2 separate regions of the Homo sapiens genome follow, and region 2 is linked to region 1. Evidence: read pairs that join two places in POLR2A ChIA-PET (ENCODE). Cell type or tissue: PC-3. All regions are shown on one strand.

Evidence for each region. ChIA-PET counts read pairs that join two places held together with the same protein. Peaks named below come from ENCODE experiments on the same cell type or tissue, not always from the same donor. Only the 100,000 strongest peaks of a DNase experiment are listed, where the experiment ranks them.
Region 2: POLR2A ChIA-PET joins it to region 1 with 5 read pairs; 8 of 35 experiments call an interaction of 5 or more read pairs at or near these places.

The regions. Positions count from the first base shown.
Region 1 is chr11:60,965,473-60,967,972 of GRCh38, reverse strand. No RefSeq gene overlaps it. Among named protein-coding and RNA genes, the nearest start is that of CD6, 5.0 kb to the left of the region's middle. In PC-3, no CTCF peak of the experiment used is centred here; no DNase peak of the experiment used is centred here; H3K27me3 peaks cover 2,154 bases.
Region 2 is chr11:61,172,692-61,175,191 of GRCh38, reverse strand. LOC124902678 (a long non-coding RNA gene) reads right to left here and starts at 353. Exons shown (of 4, transcript XR_007062691.1): 1 at 1-353. In PC-3, a CTCF peak has its summit at 1,485; a DNase peak (open chromatin) is centred at 1,531; H3K27me3 peaks cover 391 bases.

The sequences.
Region 1 (2,500 bases):
TAAACCCCATCTCTACTAAAAATACAAAAATTAGCCAGGCGTGGTGGCTCGCATCTGTAGTCCCAGCTATGCAGGAGGCTGAGGCAGGAGAATCACTTGAAACTGGGAGGTGGAGGTTGCAGCGAGCCAAGACTGCACCACTGCACTCCAGCCTGGGCGACAGAGCGAGACTCTGTCTCAAAAAAAAAAAGAAAAAAAAATTAAAAAAGAAAAAAAAAATGAGATAAAACTAAAGAACCATAAAACAATAACAAATTGGTGAGGAGTGATCAGAGTGGGAAAGGTCTATTATTTGGTGGGAGGGCAAAATATTGACTAGCATTTGACCTTGTTCAATTAAACATGCATGTTAAACTAGTTGAACAATAAAATGGAACTTGTTGGGGAGAGAAGCCTGCTGTAAAGCCAAAGAGGGCAGGAAACGAAAAGAAAGAAATGAAAGGGAGAATAGGACAAACAGAAGCGTTGGTAGGTTTCAGCAGGTAGCTCAGGTGTAGGGTGGCGGGAAGGGTGCTCTTGACAGGGCACAGGGTAAGTAGAGGCAAGACAGCATGATGTGAGTGTTGCTGGGGCTGGATTGACATGATACACCCCAGGCAGCCCATGTTTCACAGACTCGAAGTTTCAAAAATGAAGCTGAAAGGTGCACCCAGCTGGGTGTCCAAATCAATGAGCTCATTTTTATTTAGAACTCTTGGAGCAGGACCTTGTGAACTCAATTTGCAAGGGACACCCAGTGGCTCTGCACCCTGTGGAGAACTCAGGAGTTTTTCATCCAGACTGTATCTCTCTTCTGACCTTCACCCAACAAATTGGAATAAGCAACATTACTGAGGGAAGCCCGACTCTCCCACCAGAAGGAAGAGAGGACCTAGAACTGAAAGGCCGCCACCCTCACCATGTGGCACGTGGGAAAGTTTAATGCTGACGGGTACTTAGTGAGCACTTCCTATTGTGCCAGACACTTTATATGGAACCTTAACCCTCAGTTCTCATTACAACTCAACCAAGTAGAATGTGTCCTTAGCACAGCCTTGCAGATAATGACACTGAAGTTAGAGAGGTAGTTTGCTCAAGATCCCACAACTAAGAAGTAGTAGGGGTAGGCTCTGAACTCAGGTCTGTTTGGATGAAGACCCTGGGCTCTTAACCACAGGGGTGGGTTGTGGTACAAGCATAAAGGCTTTGGCTGAAACATGGCACCACGGGCAGGAAAGGCTCTGGTTCTACGAGACTCTAAATTTTGGACCAGCCCTGCTCCTGGGCCAAGCCAAACCCACTCCTTAGTCTCTTGAATCCCGAAATTTCTCAGTCCTGACCACAGTCTCCAAACCAGCTACAGCCAAACCTTGTGTTTCCTGAGGCCCAGAATTTTCTACCATGTTCTAAATATTTAGCATCTAAATGTACATACATTAGCTCTAATCACTTAGTCACTCATTCAACACAACTTTATCTGTGTTCTAGGTGCTGGGGACACTACACGGACCAAAACAGACAAATATCCCTGTTTTTACAGAGCTTATATTTTAGTGGGAGAGAAACATAATCAACAATAGACATAATAAATAGGTTATATGGAAAAAAAGAAACAGAGCCGTGTAAGAGAGGCTAGGAGTGTGAACAGGGGTTACAATTGTAAATGGGTAGTAGCTTAACTTAGCCTCTTCCCCCTCAAATGGAGCCTGGAACAAGGGCTTGTTTGCGACAGGTTATTTGGGAATGCGATCCGAGGGAACAGGTTGAGGAACAAAGAGAAGAGAAATAGGAAAAGAAGGAAAGTCAATAAAAGGATGCCTCATTGATTTGGCCACACTATGGACAACTAGTACTCGATCTCAGACTTCTGAAATGGTTCTCATAACTATCTGTCCATGTGTGGTCTCCATTCCTACCACCCATTGCACCAGCACTGATGTGGCCAATGGAGAGAAGCTGGCTAATGTCCTCTTGATAGTCGTAGGCCTCCCTGTGGTAGAGCTTCTCTACTGGACATTAACATACATCGTGTCCATCCACATGCCTCTACCCCAGATATCCTTGCCTCTGATTTTCCAGTCTTGTTCCTTCCAGGCCCCTGCCCAGGAGTCCATGTATATCTATACCTCCACTTGTTTCCATATACAGTCCACGAATGACCAAAGGTACTATCCCATCTCTGCCTACTGCCAGTATTTCCCTTTACCATTGTTCTTCAGAGCCACCTCTGAGTGAGGTTATAGTATAGCTTCTGTCCATTTCTGGCTAGTAACAACCGATTGTGCTGCCCCATTTGTGAACCAGGTCTGAAGTTTTCCACTTCTATCAGAAAGAGCTTTCTCAAGGCCATAGATGTGAGTTAAAAGAGAAATATGGGGCCGGCGTGGGGGTTCACACCTGTCATCCCAGCACTTTGGGAGGCCGAGGTGGGTGGATCATGAGGTCAGGAGTTCGAGATCAGCCTCGGCAAGATGGTGAAACCCCGTCTCTACTAAAAATAAAAAAAAAAAAAAAATTAGCC
Region 2 (2,500 bases), 210 kb before region 1:
TGCCAGACACAGTGGGGGCAGCCCCGGCTGGAGTGGCACCAGGAAGCAGGAGGCAGTGGTGCCGGTTAGTGCTTGACTTGTGCCCAGCTTGGCAGCCCCACAGCTTCCCCTCCTTGTTCATAACACACTGACCCTTGTAAGTTGGTGTGACACTGGCCTGTATTTAGAGTAAGGAACATCTTCTGGTCAGACTTCGACAATTGAAACCCAATGTTCTATTTCATCTTTAGGGGATTCTTGGCTGAGTTGGGAGGGTCAGACAAGGGTGCATTCAAGGACTTGTTGCCTCTCTGAGGCTCAAGAAAGACCTTGGAACTTTGAAGGCCCTGATGAGGGATGAACAACTGATGCTTTCTGGGGGCTTCACTGTATGGAGACAAAGAATGGAGCAAGGAAAACCCACCGGGAAAGCCTGGGCATTACTTGGGTCTCAACTGATTTCAAGTTGAATTCTAGCCACCAGACATCATGGTCAGGTGCTGATGCCCCATGGCCATCTTCCAAGAAGGAATGGAAGAACCAGACTCTGCCAAAGGAGCAGCCACCTTCGGGGGGCCCCTGTGATAGCACTGGGGGAGATTAGTCAAGAGCGTTTACTTTCCTCTTGGCCCTGTGGGTGTGCTGGGCGTTCCAGCAGGAGGACAAGCAAACCCCAGGGTTCCTGGTGGTGGCAGTGGCACCCACTGTGCCTCTTGGAGCTGGAGCTGGTGATGATAACCAGCTTATCTACATGGCCCTGGGCCCAGAGCAAACTCAGCTCTATTGACACCTCTTATTTTCCCGCCTCAGTTTGCACATAGCCCCAGGGCTTGCCATTCTGGGAAAGGGGTTGATAATTCATTGCTGGTAACTTGCTCCGAGTCAACAAATCAAGTGTGTGATGAGGTCATGGTGTGTAACTTGTGGCCTCGATGGCCTGGTTGACGATGGTGTGTTCAGGTGTGGACGGAAGACTGGAGATGGAAAAGTAGCCTTTTATTGAACTTGGTTACCTTGGGCCTTTGCAATTCCTGTTCTCCCTGTCCAGAAGGTTCTTCTCCCAGCTTTCTGCGTGGATGGCTATTCAGCCATCATCTCAATGTTCCCTCCTCAGTGATGCCTTCCATGGCCACTCTGGTCTCCCAGCTGTAGAGCCTGACTTGGAGGAGCCCTGGAGACACCTATTGAACGCCTTTTCCCATGTGCTCTTTGTGGGCGCCCTGTGAAGCTGATAATGTCTCCAATTTATAGATGAGGAAACTGAGGCTTAGAGGAGCTAAGTAACTTCCTCAAGGATTTATGGCAAGTAAGTGGTAGAGTCAAGATTTGAACTAGGTCTGTCTGACTACAAATTCTAGGCTCTTGGCCACTCTGCAGCTCATTAGTACTGGGCTTGGGAGGTCAGGAAATGAGGCAGAACAAAAGGAGGAGAGGACGGGTGGGAGGAGGAAGGGATAATTGAGGACAGGTCTCATCTATTAGGAAATATTCATTCTTTCAGTGAACACTTGAGGGTGCTCGAAGCCAAGTTCATAAATTGCTCGCTGTTTATGAATAGCCTTGCAGACAGGGCCATGGAGGACATTGTACAATTTGTGCCCAGAACACAGGTGTCAGGCCATGGGGGAAGAAGACCTGAAGTCAGGTCATGATTCACTGCTGAGCCATGCACCTGGGCAGCTGCAGCCACCTGGAGGAGGCCAGCTTTTTCTGAATCTAACGAAGGCTCCAAATGGGCTAGCAGTGGCCCTGAAGTCCAGGAAACAAAACATTTAGAAAGGTAATGTGGCAGCACTGCAATAGAGGCATGCCCTGGGCATCCTGCAAAGAGGATGCCCAATGCTGCCTTAGGTGGAAAGTTAGGAAGTCTCCCTAGTGGAGGTGGCAACTGAGCCGAGTCTCAGTGGATGAGAGAACTTTGCCAAATGGGCATGGGGAGGAGGGAACACCAAAGAGGGCAGCACTGGCATGATAATAGACCTAAAGGATTGTAAGTCACCTGGTAAGGTTAGATGGTAAGGGTCATGGGCCCAGTTGATGCATGATATTAGTCAGCATGGGCAGTATATGCTGCAGTAACAAGCAACACCCAATTTCACAATAAGAAGGTTTCTCTTTTGCTTTCCCTATATGTCCATTACAGGTCATCTAGGGCTCTGGTTTGAGACGTTTTCACTCAGAGATGCAGACCGATGGAGACTTCACCATCTATGGTGTCACTGGTGGCCACAGCAGGGGGAGAGGCACATGCCAACTCATGCACCGGCCACATCAGAAGTGTCTGCAGGAGTGAAATGGGTCACCACTATTTGCACTTCATTGGCCCAAGTGACGCCAAATTTCAAGGGATTATGGAAGTATAATTCAACATGGTTTTAGAATGAGGACTAGGAAACTCTGGAGAACACTGCTAATGATTTACGGCTTAACATGGGGAAGGAGAGCAAGGACTACATCATGGTAGGCTTTGAGTGCCATGGTTAGGCACTTGGAATGTTTCCTGTAGGCAATGAGGAGCTTT